Linked DNA regions of Homo sapiens: region 1 is linked to region 2. Evidence: chromatin loops called from intact Hi-C (ENCODE). Cell type or tissue: endothelial cell of umbilical vein. All regions are shown on one strand. Each heading gives the region's core, and the rest is flanking DNA. Links, peaks and the distances in the headings are about the cores only.

Region 1 (8,345 bases), core at 130-8,129, 64 kb before region 2:
CAATCACTCAGAGCCAGGGGAAGAGAGAGGACTGGAAACGAAGCTAAAGGACATGGCTGTGACCTTAAGCACACATCTTGGGCTCTGCCCCCAGGACTGGATCTAGTGTAGAAGAAATAATGGACGGAGGGATACAAGAGTGGAAAGAACCATGCCTCATCCCCTGGAGGAGCCGGGGGGCAGATGAGAGGATAGCAAGACTCCCTGCGGTTCTTGTGCCCAGTATAGTGTGGCAGCAGCAGATGACAATGGTTGCACAAGGTGATGGAAGGCAGGCTCAGAGGCTTCTCACACCACAGTGTGGAAGGGGTTGCAGCTGAACTGATGAATGTTTTTGATTTGGTGTTGAGAAGAGCACAAATGTGGCACAGAGATGGTCCAAAGAGTCTCCGCAGGCAAGGAGGTCGCAGCATGATCTAGATGGATGATATAAAAAGGCCAGCCAGGAACAGGAATGTTTCTGCAGAGGCTTGTGCAAGGATGACTATGGACCACACACTTCCTTCAGCTCCAACGCACTGGCTCCCTGGAGGGGAGCCAGGATGAGATCATGAATTAACTGAGATGATCTGAATTGACTGGAACCAGGTTTCCTCCACCCAGCAGAATAGGGACCCCAGAGGTACTGCGTTCAGTGACAGGGTAAAAAAGAAGTAAGTTATATTCTTTGCAGATCTAAGTTTGTGCACTGAAATTTGTGATTACTATGCATATGTGTGAGCACTATGGCTGGATGTCCTAGACTTGATGGATATAATAATTGTGTTAGGCTATTTTGTAGGCGAAATAGAAGTTAAATCCATTTTTATTGTTTTGGTTATTTTGAAGCAGTAATATGGACTCATTCCAAGACTTTACATTTTTATGTAATAGCAACTATAATGATAGGAAAAGTACTGAAATCAGAAGAAAGTTTGTTTCTATAACATGCCTCTCAGGCTTTTCAAATCTAACATCCCCACCCTTTTCATAACAAATATTTTGTGATGCTCCTTTGTCCTGAAATGGAATTTATATACAATACTGTAACTATATGTCTAATTAAAAAAAATAACTCTCAGTGTAATACAGAGTAGAAAAAGGCAATTAATAATAAAATAGCATGTATTTCATAGGAAAATGCGCAGGTTCAACCCTAAAAGACATAGCAAAGTGGTTAGATGAGTGCATACAGTTATAGACGAAATAAATTTGGACTTAAGGCCATTCTATAGTAGAAATACAAAAAAAAAGAGAGAGCAGGGATAAATGCTAAAATAAAGATTAGAATATTAATTATATATTAAAACCACGCAAAAAATACTTTGTGTTTATGTGTAAAACATAGAGACTAGACTTAGGTTCTAGTCTCAGAAAATTGTAAACAAGCTTTTAATCTTCATGACTAACCAGCAGGATATTTTGTAAGTTGTACAGGACTTGGGACAATTCCTCACTGTGTGGGGTTATTACGGGCATTGCATCCTGAGCCCCCTACTCACTAACTATCAGTAACACTCAAGTGAATTTCTAAAATACTCTCAGTAAAAACCACTGCCCTATACAATGGCAGGATTGGGACATATGGCCAGAGATAGGTAGTGACCTCTCTTTCAAGAGGCTTCACAGGTTAGCACTCATTACCTTGTGAATTTAACACAGTTTGGGGTCTGGCCTAAACCTCTGTAAGCTTATAAATAATTCTAACAGCATATGGAAAGAGGTTCCACTTTTTAGAAGCAGAATCACTGTAAATGATATATATATAATCACAAAGTCAATTAATTGATTTACAAAGTAAATTTATCACAGTGACTGGCATGTTTATGGCCCATGGGAGTGGCATAAATGTATGGGAAATCAAGTTATAATCAGATCTCCTGGTAAGTAAGGACTCAGATATAATATTTGTATTTTTGTAATATGTGGACTCTCATAATAATTATTTTTCAGATCTAAAATATATTCTATAAATATAAAATATTTATATTTACTATATTCAAAAATGCACTAAAAGCTGCTTTAATGAGAAAATTCACCAATTTTTAAATATTTTTTTCTAGCAACTAAGACTTCAAAAATGATTAATCTAAGTTCATTCAGGAAAAAATAGATAACGTACATGCCCTATACCCATTAAAGACATTGAAATTAGTAATTAAAAACCTCCCCACAGGCCGGGTGCGGTGGCTGACGCCTGTAATCCCAGCACTTTGGGAGGCTGAGGTGGATGGATCACATGAGGCCAGGAGTTCGAGACCAGCCTGGCCAACATGGAGAAACCCCGGCTCTACTAAAAATACAAAAATTAGCCAGGTGTGGTGGCAGGCACCTATAATCCAAGCTACTCAGGAGGCGGAGGCAGGAGAATCGCTTGAACCCGGGAGGCAAAGGTTGCAGTGCCGAGACTGTGCCACTGCACTCCAGCCTGGGCGACAGAGTGAGGCTCTGTCTCAAAACAAAACAAAACAAAACCTTCTCACCAAGAAAATTTCAGGCCCAAATGCCTTCATTGGCAAATTCTACCAAACATTTAAGAAAGGAATAATACTAGTTCTATACAAACTCTTTCAAAAAATAGATAGGAATCCTGTACTTCCCAACTTATTCTATGAGGCCAGCATTACTCTGACACCAAAATGAAACAAAGACATTACAGAAAAAGAAAACCACAATGAACACAGGTGTAAAAATCTTTAACAATATTTAGGAAATCAAATTTAGCTTTATATAAAAAAACATACATTAGTTTTCTATTACCACACACTTAGCAGCTTAAACAATACACACTTATTATTGTACAGTTCTGCAGGCTGTACAATACATTCAGCTGCTGAGGCCTGTACAAGTCTGATGCAGGTCTCACTGGGCTAATGTCAAGGTGTTGAGAGGGCTGCATTCCCTTCTGGAAGTTCCATTTCCTTGCCTTTCTAGCAAATCCATTTCCTTGCCTTTCTAGCTTCTAGAGGCTGTTTTCACTCCTTGGCTCATGTCTTTTGAGCTTCATAGTAGAGTTATGAGTGGATTGCATACCAGCAATACAGTAAGAGAGTATTCTGAGTTTGTCCAGGTACTTAATTTTACCTGTAGGTTTTATACTTTGAAAAGTTTTCTTTTGCACATTAGCGTTTTTTCTTTCAGACTGAAGAACTGCCTTTAGTATTTCTTGCAAGATGGATCTAGTGGTGGTGAATTCTCTCAGCTTTTGTTTGTCTGGGAAAGATTTTATCTCTCCTTTATATTTGAATGATAATTTTGCTGGATACAATATTCTTGGATGGCAGGCTTTTTTTGTCTCTCTTTGAGCAATCTGAAAATGCCATTCCACTCCCTCCTGGCCTGTTTAGTTTCCTTAGAGTAATCCGTTGCCACATGAATTAGAGCTACTTTACGTGTTATTTGCTTCTTTTCTCTGCTGCTTTTAGGATCCTCTCTTTGTCCTTGACCTTTGAGAGTTTCATTTTTCTATGCCTTGGAGTAGTCTTATTTGGGTCAAATCTGTTTGGTGTTCTCTGACCTTTCTGTAGCTGGATATTTCTCTTTCTCAAGTTTTGGAAAGTTTTCAGTTCTTATCCTTTTGAATCAACTTTCTACCCCTTGCTCTCGCTTCACTCTCTCTTGAACACCAACAGCAGTAATTCTTAGATTTGGTCTTTTGAGGTAATTTTTTACATATTGTAGGTGGTCTTTGTTACATTTTATTCTTATTTCTTTTTTCTTCTCTGATTGTGTATTTTCACACAGCTGGTTTTTGAGCTCATAGATTCTTTCCTCTGCTTGGCTCACTCTGCTGCTCAGAGCCTCTTAAGAGTTCTTCAGTTTGGCAAATGTATTTCTCAGTTCTAAGATTTCTGTTTGATTTTTTAAAATTATTTCAATCTCTTTGTTAGATTTCTCTGATAAATTTCTGCTTTTCTGTATTATCTTGGAGATACCTGAGTTTCCTTAAAACTGCTATTTTAAATTATTGGTCAGAAGCTAATAGTCGCCATCTCGTTAGGGTCAGTCATTGGATTTTTGCTTTGTCCTTTGGGGAGACTGTGGTTCCCTGTTTGCTGTTGTTACTTGCGGGTATATGTCTATGTCTTTGCATTGAAGGATTAATTATTGATTCTAGTTTTCTCTGTCCAGCTTGTTTTGTCTTTCATTGAATATATTTGCTTAATCTTTGCAACTAGATTGCTGCCTCCTTTTCGGCTCTAGGTGGCGCTATAAGCCCAGGTTCACTTTGGCTCTAGTAAACGGTTGCAGTGCTGCCTGTCCCAAATGGGGGAGTCACCAAAGGGATTATCCCAGGTATGTTCTACAGGCTCCTAGGCAGGAACCCCTAGTCAGCAGTGTGGGAAGACTGGCTAGGGGTTCCTGCCCATGGGAACCTGTGGAATGTACCTCCTACAGTGTGGTGCTGCTGAATAGCCACTCTGATTTGGTGTCTCATTTGGCTGAGTTACAGAGCAGAGTTTCCAGGGTTGGGGATGGTAGTCTCACCTTCTGACCTTTGTTGCAGCCTGTCCTCAGAGATATTTCTCCCTACAGGCACTCACAATGCTTCCCATGAGTTAAGGCAGGGACAGGACTCCTGCTACGGAACCCAAGAAGGTGAGGAAGCTGGTTGACCACTCAATTTCACTTTTTCCAGTGTAAAAACAGAATTGAGGGAGATTTTCCACATGCTTGGTGCTGAAAGAATGTAGGGGAGGGGACTCGCAGACGTGGAAATCTGATTCTCCAATCATATGCTCAAGGTTTTTCCACTTCTCTGTGGCCCTGGGGGCTGTCTCATCCTCATACTTGAACTCTGGGTTGTTGCTGGTGAAAATCTCAATGCTATATATTTGTTTTTGGTCTTCTATTGAGGGATTGAAGCTGGCTTGCTTCTATACTACCATTTTGAAATCCTGCATTCCTTGATTCATGCCCTCTTCCTTCACCTTCAAAGTCAGCAATGGGCGGGCGCAGTAGCTCACGCCTGTAATCCCAGCACTTTGGGAGGCCTAAGGAGGCAGATCACGAGGTCAGGAGATCGAGACCATCCTGGCTAACACAGTGAAGCCCGTCTCTACTAAAAATACAAAAAAATTAGCTGGGCATGGTAGCGGGCGCCTGTAGTGCCAGCTACTTGGGAGGCTGAGGCAGGAGAATGGTGTGAACCCGGGACCTGGGAGGCAGAGCTTGCAGTGAGCCGAGATCGCGCCACTGCCCTCCAGCCTGGCGACAGAGCAAGACTCCGTCTCAGGAAAAAAAAAAAAAAAAAAAGTCATCAATGATGGTTGAATCCTTTTCATATCATATTACCCGACCTCCTCTTCTGCCTCCCTCTTCCACTTTTAAGGTCACCGATTGCACTGGTCCAACCAGATAATCCAGGACAATCTCCTCATCTTCAGGTCAGTTTATCAGAAACCTTAATTTGGTCTGCAATCTTAATTCCCCTTGTCATATAACATAACATATTCACAGGTTCCAGGCTTTAGGGCATGTTTGGAGGCAGGAGGGAGACGGGGGATTACTCTGCCTACCACAAACATGATGATAAAGTGATATTTATCCCAAGACTGCAATCAATTTTCAAATAGAAGAACAGAGTTAGAAGAATTATACTATCCAATTTCAAGAACTACTATAAAGCTACAGTAATCAAGATTTCATGGAACTGGAATGGAGTGCCTAGTAAAACAACCACATTTAAATGGTCATTTGCTTTTTAGCAAGGGTGCCAAACCAACCAATAGGGAAATAGTTTTTTCAAAAAAAAATAATGCTAGAGTATTCTGATATCTACGTTAAAAAAAACAAACAAAACCTTGACAAACCCTACTTCATAACACACATAAAAATTAAAGATGAATCATATTACAACTCAATAATAAAAGATAACCAAATTAAAATATTGACACAGGATTTAAATAGACATTTCTCTAAAGAAGATACACAAAAATAGATGGTCAATAGATACACAAAAAGATGTCCCACATTAGTCATCCAAGAGGCACAAACTAAAACCATAAGAAGATACCACTTTATACCCAATAGGATTACTATATAACAAAAAAGACAGACAATTGACAAGTGGTGGTAAGGACGTGGAGAAACTGGAACACTCATAAATTGCTGGTGGGAGTGTAACATGATGCAGCTGCTTTGAAAAACAGTGTCTTAGTCTTGTTTTCTGTTGCTGTAACAGAATACCATAGGCTGGTTAATTTATATAGAAAACAAGTTTATTTAGCTCATGGTTCTGGAGGCTGGGAAGTCTAAGAACATGGTGCTGGCACCAGGTGAGGGCCTTCATGTGGTGTCATAACATGACAGAGGGCATCATATGATAAGAGGGCAAGAGCAAGAGAGACTGAGAGAACTCACTTTTATAACAAAGCCACTCTCAATGTAATGAACCCATTCCTGTGACAGTGACATTAATCTATTCATGATGGCAAAACCCTCATTAATCCATTCATGAGGACAGAAGGATTCGGTTTCCAACACATGAACTTTTGGGAGATACCTTCAAACCATGGCAAAGGGTTTAGCAGTTCCTCATAAAGTTAAACATAGATTTACCACATGATCCACCAATTCCACACCTAGGTATATACCCAAGAGAAGTAAAAATATATGTCCACACAAAAATTGGTACCTGAATGGTCATAGCAGCATTATTCATAATAGCCCAAAAAAGTAGGAACAACCCAAATATCCATTAACTGATTAATGGATTTTTTAAAATGTATATTTTCAGCAATGTATAGCAATAAAAGGGATATTATGCATCAGCAAAAAGAAATGAAATACTGATTTATGCTACAAAATGGATGAACATCTAAAACATTATGCCAAATAAAAGAAGCCAGACACAAAAAGCCATATATTGTATGATTCCATTTTTACGAAATGTCTAGCTTAGTAAAATCCATAAGGACAAAACATAGATTATGTGATTGACAGAGGGAGGAAAGGGAGTTGGGAGTAACTGCTAAGGGGTAGAGAATTTCTTGTATGTTTAATTTTTAAAATGTTCTAGAATTAGACAATGGTGATGATTGCACAACTTTGTGAATATACTAAAAACCAGTGAACTGTATACTTTAAAAGGATGAATTTCATGGTATATGAATTATATCTCAATAAAAACAATACTGTATGAGGAAAAAGAAGATAGATCAAAGACCTAAATGCAACAGCTAAAACCATAAAACTTTTATAGAAAAACAGAGAATAGGTCTTAGAATAGGTCAAAAGTTTCTTAAAACCAACAGTTTTGTTTAATATATTTATGTATAAAAATAGATAAGACCCATAATGGTGTACCAGGGAGCAAAATGATGATGTAACTTCAGAGGGGGAATAAGCAGTGGGAGAAAGTACAGCTCTGGTCAGCTGGGGAGATCTCATTGCAAGTAAGCACCCATCCTGGATGTTTTGCCATTTGGATGAGAGGTGCGTTAAAGAAAAAATCCTACATTCAGGAAAAGTCTTCCTAGTGTCACAAGAATGTAAAAAATCTGCTTCATTTAAACAGTCCAAGCCTGCCCACTCCATGTATATTTCAGAACACAAGCAGGGATATATCTCAGCACAAAAGATGTGATTCCTCGAGACAGCATTCTAAATACTTCCCTAATTATCAAAACCCAGAGCTTCCAAGACATGTCAGATTCTTTGTTCTTGTTTTCACCAGTCCATCAAATTTGCTTGGCTTCTTTTATAAAACAGTAGACCTCCTCTGGAGTCAATGTGCTTCTCTTTCTCTTACAGGCCCCTACTTTTATACTGCATTTTTTCAGCGAGGCCTTTTGTGGTAAGCTGACCCTACAAAACATCTGCCTGGCATATGAAACACAAAATTCTTTTTTGGAAAGCTTTCTGTATGTATCAGAGACCATTTCATTGTTTATTCCATTTTTGGCTTCCTGAAAGTTTATGGAATCAAATGGAAAATGACTTCAAAATAGATAAGAGATTACATGAATCTTTTCTATACTTCACATAGTCATGAAGATATATTAACCATATCAGATATGAAATCATGTGCTGGTGATTTCTTTTTAATTTACATACAGTAAAATTCACTTATTTTGGTGTGCATCATTATGGATTTTAACAAATAGAGTCATATAAATACCACCACAATCAGGATAGAACATTCTATCACTGTGATATAACTCCTTTGTACCACCTCTTTGTAGACAAATTGTACACCCAGCCTTAACCCCTGGCAACCACTGATGCTTCTCTGTCGTTAAGGTTTTGCTTTTTCCAGAATGTCATATAAAAAAATCATAGTGTGTGTAATCTTTTCAGTCTGGCTTCCTGCATTCAGCATAATGCATTTGTGATTCATCCATGCTAATGTGTGTATCAACAGT
Region 2 (8,345 bases), core at 236-8,235:
TTTTCTTAGGTCCAGATCCCTGTTCTCATCAACTGTCACAGTTACTGCCTTAGCTCCAACCCTACCTGTAACCCTTTCCAGTGTCTTGGGAATGTGAAATGAAATCCTAGGCATGAAATCATTACTAAATATCTAAGTATTACATAAAAGCAAGACATTATCACCTAGAGCTATTAGCATATTCATGTTTGAGATATTGGGGGTTCTTTTCCCTTTATTTATGCTACATGGTTCCTAAGATATATACTGTAAATATCCTCACCATGCTAAGAAAACTTATTTCAGTGAGGAAGAAAGTCTTATTTTCATTTCTTTAGTGTATTCTCCTAATTTAAAGTATAAATGAAAAAAAAAGCATATGATAGGTTTTGAAATTGTTTTTCTTTGACTTCTAAATTAAGACATTCTTTTCCAAATTGTGTCACAGAAAAGTAAGAGTCTTCCACTAGAAATTAACATTTTCTTTAAGAAGCTTCTAGTAGATCAGGTGTATAACATTACATTTGCTTCCATTCTGCAAAGTGCTGACATGGGGGTGTTTTTTTGTTTGTTTTTCTTGAGATGGAGTCTTGCTCTGTCACCCAGGCTGGAGTTCAGTGGCACGAGCTTGGCTCACTGCAACTCTTCCTCCCGGGTTCAAGCGATTCTCCTGCCTCAGCCTCCTGACTAGCTGGGATTACAGGTGCATGCCACCAGGCCTGGCTAATTTTTGTATTTTTAGTAGAGATGGGGTTTAACTATGTTGGTCAGGGTGGTCTCAAACTCCTAACCTCACAATCCACCCGCCTCGGCCTCCCAAAGTGCTGGGATTACAGGTGTGGGCCAGTGCACCCGGCTGACGGGGGGCTGTTTTTAAAAGAAAGATATTTTATGAATATGTTACTTTCAGTCTGTAGTGTCACTAGTATGGGGAATTATCCTGCTGAAAAAGAGAAAGAAGGTTCCTTCTTAACATATGTGAAATGGTAATTAGCAGTACCTTCCTGAGTCCAGCATCAGCAACTGTGTTTCAGTTATGAACTGCCTCCAAATGCTTTTTTCCTCTTAAGTGCTTTTTAAAATAGGCACAATTTTAAGTTAGCCTGTGGATTCTTCATGTGGCTTTCTTTAATGATTTTTATCTTAGAACAAGTTCCTTATGCTACAATCTATATATAGTACCTGAGAAATTAGCCCAGAATTAGATTCAACATCGGGATAAAATCGTGAAAAGCTCAGCTCCTCAAACTGGTGAGTTGCATCATTTTATACAGAATTGAAAATGTAAACATGTATTAGCTGTCTTAAACATTCTTGGGTTACAGCTTGACTATTGATTATTTCATTCACTTATGTCTATGACTGAAACTTTCCTTTGAAGATACTGGGAATGCTGGATACTGCTATAGCATGTTTCAGACACAATAGGAAAATGACCATCCTCTCATCTGGCAATTTCCAAACAGTTACCTACGAACAGCGGCTATGGTAATAACACTCCTTCCATGGCTAGCAAGCTTTTAGGGCCTCCTATTGTCCTCAGTTCCGTGTTTTCCCCACCACCCTAGTTAAGAGAGCCCACCCACAAAGATCTATTATTTCACTCCAGTTGCTTCCTCTTATCTGCTTAATGTTATGGAACCCTGTGAGGGAATATTCCATCGTTCTTCAGTAGGAATGAATTTGTATTGTGGGCAGATTACAGTTGTTGCACAGATTAAGGTATGGCAGATTGTGAACCTGTAATAGGTAGCTGGCTTCTGCTTGCCTCTCCATATTTGAGAGGAATGCCCTGAATGACCCATCCGAGAATGGCTGTCACTGCACCAGGTGTCAGTGATGACTGCACATTAGAATCACTGGTAGGAGCCCAGGAGGAGGAATAATGAAACACCAATGATTGGGTCCCACCTCAGACCAATGAATCACAATATTTGGCATCAGTATTTCTTATAAGTTTCCCAGATGATTCTAATATATGGTCAGGACTGAAATCATTAAGGTGAATCATGAGCTGGGACTCAGAATCTCTGGTCTTGGATATTAGCTGTGAACTAGGGAGGCTGATTAAGTACATGAGGTCTGGAGTCAGAGAGCATGAGTTTAAATTCTGATTCTGACTCTCAATAGCTCTGTGACCTTGAACAAGTTACTTAACTTCTCTAAGCCAGTTTGCTTATGTGTAAAATGGTGGCTCCCTCAAAGAATAATACACAGTTCTCTTAAGACTTTACCTTGTTAAGTGTTAAGGTGCATCCATAAAATGTCAAATATGTAGAAGAAAACTGAGGATTTAAGCCAATTACCTAGCAACTATTTTTCCAATTATCTGAATATTTGTTTAGATTTAAATTTAAAATCTGTGTATTTCCACATATTTGAGAGAATGTTCCCATTTCTTCGTGTTCCACAGAAAGCATGGTTGCTTCAAGATATCAGCATAGGAGAGTGATCGCCAAAAGTGGGACGCAGCTGAGGACAGACACCTCTATCTGTGTTTTCACTTCTACATGTGCTCGATTTTTTTTTTTTTTTTTTTTTGAGACGGAGTCTTGCTCTGTCGCCCAGGCTGGAGTGTAGTGGTGCGATCTCGGCTCACTGCAAGCTCCGCCTCCCGGGTTCACGCCATTCTCCTGCCTCAACCTCCAGAGTAGCTGGACTACAGGCACCCACCACTGCACCCGGCTAATTTTTTTTGTATTTTTAGTAGAGACGGGGTTTCTATTATTTTTTAATGAATGTCAGGAGTTGTATAACATTTGATAGTGTAAATATAATTTGAAGTTCGAGGTAAAGTTGTCTTCTGAAAGATTTTACCTTAGCTTGTGGAAGTCAAATAAGGATGCCAGCAATCTGGCATTTAACTCATTCAGGGAAGATTTCCAATACTGAGTTCAAACAGGCAGAAACTGGAAGGGGAACCAGCAGCCACATACCAAGTCCAAACAGGTATGTAAACCAGAATCCACACGGTGATCTTCTTATAGTTTAGATATTTGACCCTCCTCCAAACCTCATGTTTAAATTTGATCCCCAGTGGGAGCCTAATGGCAGCTGTCTGGGTCATGGAGGTGGATCCCTCACGAATGGCTTCATGCCATCTTTGCAGTTATAAGTTCTCACTGTATTAGTTCCTGAGAGGGCTGGTTGTTAGAAAGAGCCTGGCATCTCTCTCTCTCTCCTCTCCTGCCATGTGATCTGCACACGCCAGCTCAACTTCACCTTCCATTATGACTGGAAGCTTCCTGAAGCCCTTACCCAGAAGCAAATGCTGGTGCCATGCTTCTTGTAGAGTCTGCAGCACCACGAGCCAAATAAACCTCTTTTCTTTATAAATTACCCAGCCTCAGCTATTCCTTTATAGCAACACAAACAGACTAAGACAGACCTGCACCAAGGACCTTCAGGCATTGTCAAAGAGGCAAAGTGCAGGAAATTGGAAGAACCAGGGAGCACTGCATATTCTATAATTTGTTGTGTCAGGGTCCCACTGAAGTATTATTTTTATGGGTGTTCTTAATGAAGCCATATTTTGAGCCCAGTGTCTGACAATACAAATATTTGTTCCCATTTCAAAAGCATTTATAAGCTAAATCCAGAGAACTTAGCTTAAACTTTACCTCATGAAGTTAACTCTAGGTTAACAAAATAATCATAATAATAAGATTATTCATGTGTTACACAAAAGCATCAGTATAGTAAATGTGAAAAATAAGCTCATTGGTATACCAGGTATATGGATTAGAAGACCCAATATTGTTAAGACATCCATTCTCCCCAAGTTGTTCTATAGTTTCAAATATAAATCCAAGCAGACACTTTGGGCAGGGGGGAGCTGGCATATAGAAATTGACTAGATGATTCTAAAATTAACATGGAAATGCAAAAGATCTAGAATAGCAAAATATTCTTGTAGGGAGGAAGTACAAGGTTAGAGGAACTGCCCTGATCCCAAAATTTATGGATCCCTTAACCAAAAGTTTGTCATAATAAAGCCTCACCTTACACCTAAGCCAATCATTTTTTAAGTCATTTTATTAATTACTCACAGCACATGCACGTAATATACCAAAATTTTTAAACTATATTTCTATTGAAATACTACCAACATAGTATTCCTCAAAGTGTGATCTGGGGACCACTCTTAAGAATCACCTTTTAAGAGTTTCTCTAAAATGCTGATGTACGGATTTCTCCCACGCCTAATAAATCACACCCTAGAGGTGGGCTCCAGGAATCTTCCTTTTTAACAAGCTTCCCAGGCTGATTCTGGGATACTGTATAATTTGAAAAGGACTTCCCTAGAATTTATTAGATTTTTCCCTAAACAACAATGGCCTTTTCCTACATTTGTCTGAAAAGACATTAGTGTAACAAGATTTTGCTATCAGTAAATAGAAGCAAAACTTACCTTCTCTGGTGGATGGTTAGTTATGAGGGCTATAGCCCTTTTGGTGAATATGTTTGTTGAATACATATTTTTATATCCTGTTGCAACTTCTTCGCCATCTCGAAAATCAAGAGCACATCGTGTGACATTCAGAGCGTCAATTAATGTACAGCGTTCATGGGAATAATAATCTTCACTACCCAGGAGATATCCTGCAAGAATGGAAGACGAAAATAGTCAGCATAGCATAAAACTTGTTAAACAAACTAATGTTTCAGCATTTAATTGCCTAATGCAATTGATTACCCGTGACGAGGCTAATCAAATGACAAGGCTAATCAGCACCATTTCTCAACATGTCTATATCTGGTGGCAGAAGGCATTAAAACATTACTGCATAAAAACTCAAATCTATTCCTCATTCGCCTTTAGAATATAGGCGCTATCATGTAACACTAACAGTTTTTTTTTTTATCAGAGTTGAAACTCAGTAAGGGTGATAAAATCTCAATCCTTCAAAGCTATATAATGGTAAAAATAATGTACAGTTAATGTGACTTGTTACAGGTTTTTACTCTAAGGTGATCACATAAATGAGTGCAGGATTCAAACAATGTTTGTTGTTACTGATGTTGCGAGACTGGCTTCAAGGTTATTTACAGAAGTGGTTCTAGGAAGAGTCATCTTTAGTCAGATGCTGACACCCACTGGTGAAAGATACAAACCTTTCCTAATAGAGGATCTCTAGACATAACAGAGCCAACAGATCAAACTAAAGTGAGCACTGAAATAAGACTTTTCTACCTAAAATGATCTCAATTTCACCCCAGATTTAAATGGCATCAACGGCCTATCCCATAATTTAGACTTCACATGGAAGAAAATGGGTTTTCTCAAATATAGTTGTTTCTGCAAATGTTCCATCTTTTCTATATTTTAAAATATTATATTTCTATATTTTAAAGTATTAAAATAAGCTGTGCTACGTATGATTCCACTTGTATTAAATGCCCACAACATGTAAATCTATAGAGACAGAAAATAGATTAGTGGCTGCCTAGGGCTGGAGGGACTAGGGGGAAATGGGGAGTGATTGCTGAGGTGGATGAGTTTCTTTTTTGGGGATGATAAAAATGTTCTACAATTGGATTGCCATGATAGTGGCACAACCTTCTGAATTTATTAAAAATCATTGAATTGTACACTTTAATTGGGTGAATTGTATGATATGTGAATTATACTTTGATAAAGTTATTAAAAAGAAATATTTGCTAGACTCTTAGCTATCTCCTGACATATACTGCTTATTAACCTTAAAATGAGGATGATAAAATTGACCTAGCTCTTTCTTCAGTCCTGAACTTTCCCTATAATGAAAATTAAGAGCTTTACATAGTTTATATAATAAATCAATTCATTTTAAATTAAATTCTCCTTTTCTATGACTCAATAAATTCAAGATCTTGAATACAATTAATACTTTGGTCTTAAAATAACTTTTATATGGCAATCTTTTCTCCTATGTATATAATGGAAAACGAAATACAAAGTACTTGTTAATTAATGTGTAACAGAGAAAGAAATGTATCCATAAAAATAATTTCAGCCCTTACATGGGTGATTAGAATGTCAGAACACTGGAGGTCTATTTAAGGTTTTTAATAACTACTGGGCATTAAAGCTTGAGGAAATCACTTCAGGTTCTTTAACTGTTAAGTGTGAGCTGCTTTCTATCAGTTAGCAGAATATAGGACAGATACACTTCATTAGCAAAGGCATGAACTACAAATATTTAAAAGATAATACAGATAGGAGAATTCCAGAAATAAAACTATTCACATACTTGGCAAAACTAATACCAAGCAACCATGTGACAATCACATGAAGCTTTTCTTCATAATAATGATTCACAAATTTGAACTTCAATACTGAGCCTAAAGATGATGGCAGCCTATGCTTTTGGGGGAAAAAAATAGAAAATGCTTCTTGAACAACCAAATCTTCTCTGATGCTTTATGTACCAGCTGCATTGAGATATAATTCACATACCACACAAGTCACTCATTTAAAGTGTAAAAGACATTGGTTTCTAGTGTATTCACAGGCTTGTGCAACTATCCCACCATCACCTGATTTTTAGCAAAAGAGCTGAGATGTAACAGTGAGAAGAGCTGTGTGGTCATCATAACCTTCTTGGCTGCAAGTCTCCCTTCAAATGAATTTGGGGTGTGTGTTCATCTAAATCCAGGTTAGGCTTCTTAATTCTCATAAAAGGATATCATTTCTACCTTCTGTCCAGCTGAATTTTTAAGTACCTAACTTGGTTTTAATAAACAATTCAAAATATCTACAGCCCATCCTCTTCCCAGAGTATAGATATTGACTCATCTTTTAGCAAAGGCCTGATTGAAAAATTTCTAAGGATGTACAGGCTGTTTGCTCCTCTAGAATTTCCAAGATGACAAAGTGATCTTACATCAAGTCTAATTTTAACAGCTATTTGAGGTACTGAGAATACATCCGGGTCCATTTAAAAAAAAAAAAAAAAAAGCTAAGATTGAGTAGTGAGGTCTGCTGGTGGACCTGGATGAGAGTGGGGCACACACACCCTCCTGTCTGACATCCTTGCATCTTGATTTTAACCCTGAATCCAATGAGGCATTACAGAGCCATGTGCTTCAGCTGCATTGTTTTGGCCCCCATATAATTACTTTTACTGAATTGCACTTTGGTGCTCTGGCCCTAGCTTGAACAGAAGAAAATACCTCAAAACATCTACAAGAAAACCACCTAACGTATTATTAAAATGACATTTTTAAAGATGTTGTCCACCTTACCTTCTCCTTCTCCCAAAGGAGAAATTTCTGTCAGGCCTAAGAGCCAGAAAATGCTTTTGCTTTTCCTGAACATCTGGTTTCCATTTATCTTGTAAATAATGTAACTCTTATAGTCTTTTCCTTTCTTTCTCCCTCTTCGGACAAATAAATTTCAAATCTCAGGCTGGGCGCGGTGGCTCACACCTGTAATCCCAGCACTTTGGGAGGCCAAGATGGGTGGGTCACGAGGTCAGGAGTTCGAGACCAGCCTGACCAACATGGTGAAACCCTATCTCTACTAAAAATATAAAAATTAGCTGAGCGTGGTGGCACACACCTATAATCCCAGCTACTCAGGAGGCTGAGGCAGGAGAACTGCTTGAACCCGGGAGGCGGAGGTTGCAGTGAGCCGAGATCATGACACAGCACTCCAGCCTGGGCAACAGAGCGAGACTCCGTATATAAAAAAAAAAAAAAAAGAAATTTCAAATATCAGAGATGAATATGAAGACAGCCTAGAGCCATGCAACTTTTCTGTAATTTGATGCCATTAACCTATTCCATCTTTTTCTACTCATCCTGATTATTTAATCCTGTTTAAACTTTCTATGTTCAATATGTGTTCCTTTTTGGCTACGGAGGGTTGTAAATAAATAAATGAACAGATGGGAGGTAGGTAGGTAGCTAAATAGCTAAACAGATAGCTCACTATAAAAAGAACTTGAAAGAAAGATATATAGCTACTGGCAAGATACACAGGTTATTAATTCAGGCACAGGTTATTACAGGTTTAAAGAGGGCATATTTTAAAACAAACTCTAGGTTTCACATTTAGTTTCATAGGGCTATCAAGTTTATAAAATACTTATTATTATTTCTTATTATCCTTCTTATTACCATTTATTTGGCCTCCTCATTTTCCTTTGTTTTTTAAAACCTATCTTCCCCAACTTTGTGATTGCAAAAACAGATTTCACAGGTGGAAGAATGCCAATGGAAGAGTCTTCCCCCACCCCCTTCAAAAAAAAAGGAAAAATTGTGAATACATTCCACAGGGAGAAAAAAACACACCAAACCTTTGTGAAGGAAATATTCATTTTTTATTTTATTATTATTATTATTATTATTATTATTATTATTATTATTATTATTTTTGAGAC

The links. Hi-C counts contacts between places; a loop is a spot of excess contacts. Peaks named below come from ENCODE experiments on the same cell type or tissue, not always from the same donor. Only the 100,000 strongest peaks of a DNase experiment are listed, where the experiment ranks them.
Region 1: a loop joins it to region 2, with 12 times the contacts of the local background. A loop is called at or near these places in 53 of 110 quality-filtered maps.

Annotation. Positions count from the first base shown.
Region 1 is chr5:78,895,832-78,904,176 of GRCh38, forward strand. All of the region lies in intron 4 of ARSB (arylsulfatase B), which reads right to left. Among named protein-coding and RNA genes, the nearest start is that of ARSB, 85 kb to the right of the region's middle. RefSeq lists a silencer at 4,238-4,327. In endothelial cell of umbilical vein, for the core only: a CTCF peak has its summit at 4,186 (motif pointing right); a DNase peak (open chromatin) is centred at 4,190.
Region 2 is chr5:78,960,026-78,968,370 of GRCh38, forward strand. ARSB (arylsulfatase B) reads right to left here. Exons shown (of 8, transcript NM_000046.5): 3 at 4,391-4,581. Among named protein-coding and RNA genes, the nearest start is that of ARSB, 21 kb to the right of the region's middle. In endothelial cell of umbilical vein, for the core only: no CTCF peak of the experiment used is centred there; a DNase peak (open chromatin) is centred at 5,066.